Regions from separate parts of the Homo sapiens genome. Here region 1 is linked to region 2. Evidence: read pairs that join two places in POLR2A ChIA-PET (ENCODE). Cell type or tissue: GM12878. All regions are shown on one strand. Each heading gives the region's core, and the rest is flanking DNA. Links, peaks and the distances in the headings are about the cores only.

Region 1 (5,381 bases), core at 74-5,073, 67 kb after region 2:
TTTACCATCTTTGTTTAAATTCAATTATAATAAAACTCATTTCTGAAAAAGTGTACACATACAAGTTAAATAAAATGGAAACCTTTTGCTAAGAAGCCAGTAGACATTCTGGCAGCTACATAGTGACAGCTACATGGGAGACTGAGGTGGGAGGTTTGAGTTCAGGGGTTTGAAGCTGCAATGAGCTGTGATCGGGCCACTGTGTTCCAGCCTGGACAACAGAACAAGACTGTTAATATAATGAATGCATTTGGTAAGGGACTGAAATTGATAGAAAACTTTAATGATCATTACAATTGATAGATTATCATGGAAATAACTTTCTTGTTTAAAAAAATAAAACTGGCCTGGCATGGTGGCTCATGCCTGTACTATCACCACTTTGGGAAGATGAGGCAAGAGGATTGCTTGAGACTAGCCTGGGCAACATGGTAAGACCCGTCTTTAAAAAGAAAAAGCCCTCGTGAGATGACTCACACCTTTAATTCCAGCACTTTGGGAGGCTGAGGTGGGTGGATAACTCGAGTCCAGGAGTTTGAGACCAGCCTGGGCAACATGGCGAAACACTGTCTCTACAAAAAATACAAAAATGAGCTTGACTTGGTGGTGCACGCCTGTAGTCCCAGCTACTTGGGAGACTGAGGTGGGAGGATCACCTAAGCCCAGGAGGTTGAGGTTGCAGCGAGCCGTGTTTGCACCACTTCACTCCAGCCTGGGAAACAGAGCAAGAACCTGTCTCAAAAAAATACAACAATTTTTTTCACTCAAAATATTTTATTAACTTTGGCATGCTATTTTATTTCTTTATATCTGGTACGTATTGTGGTTCCAGTCTAAAGCACAAGGATATAAGAAGTTGCAGTTGGTGTTCCAGTTCTTTAGAAATTGAATGTGCCCTTGCATAGCAAGGTCTTCCAACTGATTTTATTTTTGGTAGCATAAAATCCCTTTGTAACACTGAGATTTTAAGAACATAAGTAAAGACTGCTTTGTAGACTTCCTTAAATTACTATGTAGATAATGTTTGTCCCCCTCAATGACCTGACTCATAGCAGAAGCTACAAATACGTGTATATGTGTTTATACATGTAAATTATGTTCTGCTGTGTTTGATATAATTTATTTTTCTCATTTTTTACGTATTTTTGTTTTTTGAGGGGCAGTGTCTTGCCCTGTTTCCCAGGCTGGTTCAAACTCCGACTTCAAGTGATCCTCCTGTCTCATCTACCCAACTTAGCTGGGACTACAGGCACATGCCACCATGCCCAGCTAATTTTTTAAATTCTTGTGGAGACTGGGTCTCACTCTGTTGCCCAGGCTGGTCTTGAACTCCTGGTCTCAAGTGATCCTCCTGTGTCAGCCTCCCAAAGTGCTGAGATTACAGGCATGAGCCACCTCACCTGGCCCAATGAATGATTTAAATGACACTTTAAAATGATCTATGTTTTATTAATCAGAACATCTTTACAAACTTGAAAAATAGTAGTATACAAATGTGAAATATCTCTTTTCAGACACTGCTTAAACGAGTATATGAATTTATTTTCTTTTACAGCATCAACTCAGCAGCCTATCTCCTGACACTCCTAAGGGTCTTAGGTACATCAATTGAGAAATCTCTGGCCTAGGATTTATTATATATTTATTTCAAAATAAGCCTGCATTTTTTTTGCAACCTCCTCTGACTCCTAATGAGCTTCTTTCTGTTCATTAAATATCCTGATACTTTAGCATATCTGCAATTATAAGAATTAAATATCAAATTATACCATTAATGATTAGTGGTTAATCACTTGAGGCCAGGTGTTTGAGACCAGCCTAGGCAATATAGCAAGACCTGGTCTCCACAAAAAATTTTAAACAGTTAATGGAGCATGGTGGTGTGCACGCATAGTGCCAGCTATGTGGGAGACTGAGGTGGGAGGATCGTTTGAGCTCAGGGGTTTGAAGCTGCAATTAGCTATAGTTGGGCCACTGCACTGCAGCCTGGGCAACAGAAGACTGTCTAGAAAAAAAAAGAAAAAGAAAAAAATTACATTGTTTCAGAGTGTAAATAGTGAAATGATTACACAGTGATTATGTTTTTGATGTTCAAAGGAGGTTTTTATAATTCACGGCATTGGAAACTTTTTGTCCTGAAGCAACAGTTTTCTCTAGTTTATTATTAATGAGTAGACCATGATATGTAATAACATGTGACTGATAATGTGAGGCATTTTGGAGATGGTGCTGTTTTGCAATTACCAAAAGAATTAAATGCTCTGAGAATTGGTCTGTTACTTAGTAGCTTTAACTACATTTTTTATACAAGTGCTGGTATTTATAGATTGTTCTTCTAGCTGCACTCTGAACTTTTTGGGAGAAGAGAATAGATCTTCTTGATCATTTTATTTTTAAGAATGATAGAGAAGTTTATACTGAAATGTTGAGTAAATCAAGGAATGAAAAAATATACATGTGTGTCCTAAAATTACCTTCTGTTCTTTCCTTTGACATAGTGAGTCTAGAGGCTTACCTCCCTTGTAATGAGAGTGGACTTCCCTTAGCCCTAAACCACTGGAACTGGCTTTTATGAAGTGGGGCAAAGGTTTTTGGAAAAGCTAGGGCTTTGAGGGCTACAAATAGTGATCTTAAAAGCTCTCAGTGTTAGCCAGGCGTGGTGGCTCACGCCTGTAATCCCAGCACTTTGGGAGGCCACGCCGGGTGGATCATGAAGTCAGGAGTTCAAGACCAGCCTGGCCAACATGGTGAAACCTCATCTCTACTCAAAATACAAAAATTAGCCAGATGTGGTGGTGGGTGCCTGTAATCCCAGCTACTTGGGTGGCTGAGCCAGGAGAATGGCTTGAACCCAGGAAGCAGAGGTTGCAGTGAGCCGAGATCATGCCACTGCACTCCAGCCTGGGGCAACAGAGTGAGACCCCGTCTCAAAACAAAAAAACAAAACAAAACAAAAAAACTCTCAGTGTTAAGATCAAGCTCCAAGGGGGCAAGGAGCTACAAGGACTTGCGATGCTGAATTTTTAAACCCCTACCCCTTTTCATTTTGAGGAGTGACTCCAATTTCTGTTTGTATCACTAGTTATTTCTTCTCCAGATCTCTCTGACGTTATTGAGAACTTTAGTACTCAAAGTGCGATCACCAGACCAGGAGCATCTGCAGTCTTGGGAGCGTCTTTAGAAACACAGATTCTTAGACCTCGCTCTAAGGCCTACCGAATCATAATCTTTTATTTTAGCAAGATCCCTGGAAGATTTCTGTGTTCACTATTGTTTGAGAAGTGCTACTCTAGAATATATTTTCAAACCTTTTCTTCTTGAAAACTTTTATTCAAGCCTTGAGCTTTTTTGTTTGTTTTGATATTTTACTTTTGAGACAGAGTCTTGCTCTTATCACCCAGGCTGGAGTCCAATGACACAATCTTGACTCACTGCAAACTCTGCCCCCCGGGTTCAAGTGATTCCCCTGCCTCAGCCTCCAGAGTAGCTGGGATTATAGGCGCGTACCACCACGCCTGGCTAATTTTTGTATTTTTTGGTAAAGATGAGGTTTCACCATGTTGGCCAGGCTGGTCTGGAACTCCTGACCTCAGGTGATCCGCCCGCGTCGGCCTCCCAAAGTGCTGGGATTACAGACGTGAGCCACCTCACCTGGCCAATTTGTTTGTTTTTTGAGATAGAGCCTCACTCTGTTGGCCAGGTTAGAGTGCAGTGGCACAGTCATAGCCCACTGCAGCTTTGAATTCCTGGGTTAAAGTGATCCTCTCACTTCAGCCTCCTGAATAGCTGGAATTATAGGCACACCACCACACCTGGCTTATTAAAAAAATTTTTTGGCGGGGGTGGGGGTAGAGATTGGGGGGTTCTCACTATGTTGCCCAGGTTGGTCCTTGAACTCCTGGCCTTAAGCAGTCCTCCTGCCTTGGCCTTCCAGAGTGCTAGGATTACAGGTGTGAGCTGCTGTGCCTGGCCTCTGCTGGATGTTTTACCACGGGAAAAGGGGTGTATTAGTCCATTTTGACACTGCTATAAAGAAATACCCGAGACTGGGTAATTTATAAAGGTAAGAGGTTTAATTGACTCACAGTTACACATGGCTGAGAGGCCTCAGGAAACTTAGAATCATGGTAAGTGATAAAACCATCAGATCTCGTGAGAATTCACTCACTATCACGAGAATAGCACGGGGGAAACCACTCCCATGATTCAGTCACTCCCTTAACACATGGGCATTATTAATATAATTTGAGATGAGATTTGGGTGGGGACACACAGCCAAACTATATCAAGGGGATTGGGAATTTTGTTATACAATGTTAACTTACACGTGTGGAGCACAAAAGCTGGTTATCAATAGGATGTGGCATTTTCAAATGCTTTTATTTCATAATAACCAGCAAGATGGGACTGGTCAGGCTATCAAGAATAGAGGATCAATAAGGGAATTTACCTTTTTTGGGGGACCACTGTGTTCATAAGGTTGGTCTAGGTAAGGATTTCTAGAAGCTCGGAAGGGAAGAGGAGTTGGTGCTTTTGTTTGCTCTGAAGGAGGGGCTTGGATCTTAAAGAACTGAAAAAACTTTAGTAAATAAATATTTCCCTTAAAATTGTGTTTGCCCTGTTTATTTTCTGATCTTCTCTTTAACCTCTTCCTTTCCCTTAGCACCTGCTTCCAGTTAATCACCAATAGTGGTTTTTAACCTACCAGATGTTGCCACAAGTAAGCTTTCACTAGTTCTCTATTTCTGTTATTATTGCCTCAAGTTCATATCCTTCTTTCTCGACTAGTGATTCGTAGCCAGGGCAGTTGTGTCTTTTTACCCCCAGAGAACATTTGGTAATATCTGGAGACATTTTTGGTTGTTACAACTGGGTACTTGGTGCTTAGTGGTATTTAGTGGGAGGATAGAGATGCTGCTAAACATCCTACAATGCACAAGACAGCCCCCCACAAGAAAGAATTATCCAAAGTCAGTAGTACTGAAGTTGAGAAACCCTAACCTAGACTACTGCCAGAGTCCACTAATTTGTCGACCTATTTCCACTTTTACTCCCTCTTCCCCAATTCTTCCTCCACACTGCCACAGACCTTCCTTTCTAAAATACAAATCTGATTTTGTCATTTATTCTTTACCATGGAATGATCCTCAGATTCCTTAGCTTAGGAAACAATATGTTTATATTTACTTATTTATTTTAATTTTTTTTTGAGAGATGAGACATGTCACTGCAGCCTTGACCTCCTGGGCTCAAGCGATGCTCCCACCTCAGGCTCCAGAGTAGGTGGGACTATAGGCATGGGCCACCATACCCGGCTCCTTTTTTCATTTTTTGTAAAGATGGGGTCCCACTGTGTTGCCCAGGCTGATCTTGAAGTCGGC
Region 2 (5,381 bases), core at 82-5,081:
CATGTTGGCCAGGATGGTCTCCATCTCCTGACCTCGTGATCCACCCGCCTTGGCCTCCCAAAGTGCTGGGTAGCCTACTTTCAAACCTTAATAAATGAATTGAGAAATGTATAAAACTTTGGTCAGTGCAGGAAATCATTAAATTTGATGAAAGGAGAAAAAGTTAAAATGCATTGAAAAGAAAGAGGAGCAATGAGAATTTACTACTAATCATATATAAAACTGTATTTTTATTCTACCATTAATATAAATGTTTTGGCCGGGCGTGGTGGCTCACGCCTGTAATCCAGCACTTTGGGAGGCTGAGGCAGGCGGATCACGAGATAAGGAGATGGAGACCATCCTGGCCAAGATGGTGAAACCCTGTTTCTATTAAAATACAAAAAATTAGCTAGGTGTGGTGGCGCACACCTATAGTCCCAGCTACTTGGGAGGCTGAGGGAGGGGAATCACTTGAACCCAGGAGGCGGAGGTTGCAGTGAGCTGAGATCGCACCACTGCACTCCAGCCTGGCAACAGAGCAAGACTCTGTCTCAAAAAAAAAACAAAGTTTCTTTGGGTTGACCTCCCAAGGTGCTGGGATTATAGGCGTGAGCCACCATGCCAGGGTCATATTTGTTTACTCATTCATTTAATAAATATTTGTGGAAATCTTTCTGTGCACCAAGTGCTGAGTTAAATAGAAACAGTCCTTGCTCTCATGGAGCCCATAGCTCAGGAGGACAGTCAAATATGAAACAAATAATCTATAATTACAAATTGTGATAAATGCTACAAGGGGGAAGTGCAGGGTGCTGGGAGAGACTATATAAGAGAGACCTAATTTAAATTGGATGATAAGGAAAAGGCTCTCTAAGGAGATTTAAACTGAGACCCGCATCAGGATGTGTTCAAGTCAGTCAGGCAAAGCATATATGGTCGGGGAGAAGGGGCTGCATTCCAGGCAGAGGAAATGGTATGTATAAGGACCTTGAAGTAGAAACGTTTCTTGTGTGGAGGAACTGAAATAAGGCCTGAGGGGACCTACTGATAGGAGATGAGCTGGAGAGATATACCATATCACATAGGGCTCTGAAGGTCATGCTAAGGAGTCTGGATTTATATTGAATTCAATGGGACATGAAGGTTGTAACTGGGGGTGGCAAGGGTGTGATCATCCAGTTTACCTTGTAAAATGCTGATTGACTGCTCTGTAGAGAATAGATTATACAAGATAAAGTAGGAGGCTGATGCAATAGTATAGTAGAGAGATGATGATTTAAACAAGGCTCTGGGCAGTGGAGGGGAAGAGAAGACAATGGATGGATGTTGAAGGCTGAAGGGAGTTAGGTGATCAGGATGACTCTCAGGTTTCTTTTCTTTTTCTTATTATTTATTTATTTTATTTTGAGACAGGGTCTCACTCTGTGGCCCAGGCTAGAGTGCAGTGGCGCAATCATGGCTCACTGCAGTCTCAACTTCCGAGGCTCAAGTGATTCTCCCACCTCTGCCTCCCAAGTAGCTGGGACTACAGGCTCATGCCACCATGCCTGGCTAATTTTTTGTATTTTATTGGAGACGGGGTTTCACTGTGTTGCCCAGGCTGCATTAAACTCCTGGGTTCAAGCGATCCACCTGCCTTGGCCTTCCAAAGTACTGGACTCTCAGGTGTCTGCTTTAAGACAAACTGGGTGTTCGGAAATGCCCTTTATTTTATTTATTTATTTCTTTTTTGAGACAGAGTCGCTCTGTCGCCCAGGCTGGAGTGCAGTGGCAGGATCTCGGCTCACTGCAAGCTCCGCCTCCCGGGTTCACGACATTCTCCTGCCTCACCCTCCAGAGTAGCTGGGACTACAGGCGCCCGCCATCACCACCTAGCTAATTTTTTGTATTTTTAGTAGAGACAGGTTTCACTGTGTTAGCCAGGATGGTCTCGATCTCCTGACCTCGTGATTTGCCCGCCTAGGCCTCCCAAAGTGCTGGGATTACAGGCGCGAGCCACTGCGACCCGCCGGAAATGCCCTTTATTAAGATGGGAATGACTGGCAGAGAAAAAAGCTTGGAGAAATAGTGCAATTTTGACAAGCTAAGGTTGAAAATTCAAACAATAATGTCAGGTAAGCATTTTGACATACAAGTCTGGAGTTCAGAAGAGATGTCTGAGGTAGGGATAGAAATTTGGGTGTCACCAGCCTATGGGTAGTATTTAAGCCATGAGACTGAAATCTGGGAAGAGGTGAGATCATCTAGGAAAATAGTTCAGAAGGAGGAGAGAAGAGCCCAGAAACACAATATCCAAGTGAAAGTGTATATTCTGCAAGAAACTAGGCTTCTGAGTGTTGGGCTGCAGCAGCCAGCAGGCTTCCCTTTTCATTGGGAAATGAAATTATTCTGTTCATTGATCCATCCTGTTTTGTATATCTATATCGACTTTCTAAGTGAGTCCTCATCTAAAGGTCCTAGAGCAGTTTTTTTTTTCCTTGCTATCAGAGCCAAAGGAAGGATCCAGGTTTTTGGGATACCTGAATCATACAATTTTGGGAAACTTATTAAGGAAAAAGAATACAAAATTCTAAGTATAAAATTAGGCGCAAAAGTAAATATTTATTTAGAATTGAATCACAACAAATTACAGATTTTCAAAAGCTGACAAATATCACAGATTTCACAAAATCAAGACAAATAACTTAATTTTTATTAAATTATTTTAATTAATGAATTATTCATTAACCACATGACACAACTTTTTTCTTTTTCTTTTTCTTTTTTCTTTTTTTTTTTTTTTTGAGACAGGGTCTCGCTCTGTCACCCAGGCTGGAGAACAGTGGTGCAGTCTTGGCTCACTGCAGCCTCTTGTTTCCTGGGCTCAAGCAATCCTCCCACCTCAGCCTCTGGAGTAGCTGGGACTACAGGTGTGAACCACCATGCCCGGCTAATTTTTGTATTTTTAGTGGAGATGGGGTTTCACCATATTAGCCAGGATGGTCTTGATCTCCAGACTTCGTGATCTGCCCTCCTCGGCCTCCCAAAGTGCTGGGATTACAGGCGTGAGCCACCGCGCCCGGCAACAGCAGTGTTAACTACCCACAACTAGATCTCTTTTTCATTCCCTCTTTGACAGAGAACTGTTATTTCACTCTCATCATAAACTCTTGTGAGTTAGTCCCGGGGAAATCTCAAAGTGATGATTTAAGGACTGCTCTGGAAACCCCAAAGGCTAGTATTTTAGTTTCAGTTTTGCAAGATGAAAAGAGTTGTGGAGATTGGTTGCACAACAAAGTGAATATACTTAACACTACTGAACTGTACACTTAAAAATGGTTAAGGCAGGCCGGGTATGGTGGCTCACACCTGTGATCCCAGCACTTTGGGAGGCTGAGGCAGGTGGATCATGAGGTCAGGAGATCAAGACCATCCTGGCCAGCATGCTGAAACCCCATCTCTACTAAAAATACACACACACACACACAAAATTAGCTAGGCGTGGTGGTGTGTGCCTGTATTCCAGGTACTTAGGAGGCTGAGGCAGGAGAATTGATTGAACCCGGGAGGCGGAGGTTGCAGTGGGCCAAGATAGTGCCACTGCATTCCAGCCTGGCAACAAAGAGATACTCTGTCTCAAAGAAAAAAAAAAAAAAAAAGGTTAAGGCAGGGGCTGGGTGGGGTGGCTTACGCCTGTAATCCCAGCACTTTGGGAGGCTGAGGCAGGTGGATCACCTGAGGTCAGGAGTTTGAGACCAGTTGGCCAACATGGTGAAACCCTGTCTCTACCAAAAATACAAAAATTAGCTGGGCGTGGTGACAGGCACCTGTAATCCCAGCTACTTGGGAGGCTGAGGCAGGAGAATTGCTTGAACCCAGGAGGTGGAGGTTGCAGTGAGCCGAGATTGTGCCACTGCACTCCAGCCTAGGCGACAAGAGTGAAGCTCCATCTCAAAAAAAAAATGGTTAGGCATTATAAAGATACATGCATGCGTATGTTCATTGCAACACTATTGACAATAGCAAAGATATGGAATCAACTTAATGCCCATGAATAATAGACTGAATAAAGAAAATGTGGTACATAGGCTGGGCGCAGTGGCTCATGCCTGTAATCCCAGCACTTTGGGAGGCCGAGGTGGGCAGATCATGAGGTCAGGAGACAGAGACCATCCTGGCTAACATGGTGAAACCCCATCTCTACTAAAAATACAAAAATTAGCCGGGCATGGTAGTGTGAGTGCCTATAATCCCAGCTACTTGGGAGGCTAAGGCACGAGAATCACTTGAACCCAGGAGGCAGAGGTTGCAGTGAGCCAAGATTGCGCCACTGCACTCCAGCCTGGGCAATAGAGTGAGAGTCCATATCAAAAGAAAGAAAGAAAGAAAGAAAGAAAATGTGGTACATATACACCATGAAATACCATGCAGCCATAAAAAGGAACGAGATCATGTCTTTTGCAGGGACATGGATGGACCTGGAAGCCGTTATCCTCAGCAAACTAACACAGGAACAGAAAACCAAACACCACATGTTCTCATTTATAAGTGGGAGCTGCCGGGCGCTGTGGCTCATGCCTGTAATCCCAGCACTTTGGGAGGCCGAAGCAGGTGGGATCACCTGAGGTTGGGAGTTCGAGACCACCGTGACCAACACGGAGAAACCCCGTCTCTACTAAAAATACAAAATTAGCCGGGTGTGGTGGCACATGCCTGTAATCCCAGCTGCTCGGTAGGCTGAGGCAGGAGAATTGCTTGAATCCAGGAGGCGGAGGTTGCGGTGAGCCGGAGATCATGCCATTTGCACTCCAGCCTGGGCAACAAGAGGGAAACTCCATCTCAAAAAAAAAAAAAAAAAAAAAGTGGGAGCTGAATGATGAGAACACATGGACACGAAGAAGGGAACAACACATGCTGGGGCCTGTGGGGTGGGGGCTGGGGGAGGGAAAGCATCAGGAAGAATAGCTAATGGATGCTGGGCTTAATATCCAGGTGATGGGTTGATCTGTGCAGCAAACCAGCAGGGCACATGTTTACCTATGTAACAAACCTGCACATCCTGCACATGTACCCCTGGAATAAAAGTTGAAAATATAAATAAATAATACAAAAAAAAAAAAAGAGGAGTGCTAAGGCCGGGCGCGGTGGCTCACGACTGTAATCCCAGCACTCTGGAAGGCAGAGACGGGCGGATCACGAGGTCAGGAGATAGAGAGCATCCTGGCTAACACGGTGAAACCCCGTCTCTACTAAAAATACAAAAAAAAAAAAAAAAAAAAAAAATTAGCCGGGCGTGATGGTGGGTGCCTGTAGTCCCACCTACTCGGGAGGCTGAGGAAGGAGAATGGCGTGAACCCGGGAGGCGGAGCTTGCAGTTAGCCGAGATCGTGCCACTGCTCTCCAGCCTGGGCGACAGAGCG

Evidence for each region. Peaks named below come from ENCODE experiments on the same cell type or tissue, not always from the same donor. Only the 100,000 strongest peaks of a DNase experiment are listed, where the experiment ranks them.
Region 1: POLR2A ChIA-PET joins it to region 2 with 5 read pairs; 8 of 35 experiments call an interaction of 5 or more read pairs at or near these places.

Annotation. Positions count from the first base shown.
Region 1 is chr13:28,186,588-28,191,968 of GRCh38, forward strand. All of the region lies in intron 4 of PAN3 (poly(A) specific ribonuclease subunit PAN3), which reads left to right. Among named protein-coding and RNA genes, the nearest start is that of PAN3-AS1, 50 kb to the left of the region's middle. In GM12878, for the core only: no CTCF peak of the experiment used is centred there; no DNase peak of the experiment used is centred there.
Region 2 is chr13:28,119,322-28,124,702 of GRCh38, forward strand. No RefSeq gene overlaps it. Among named protein-coding and RNA genes, the nearest start is that of PAN3, 17 kb to the right of the region's middle. In GM12878, for the core only: no CTCF peak of the experiment used is centred there; a DNase peak (open chromatin) is centred at 3,171; H3K4me3 peaks cover 369 bases.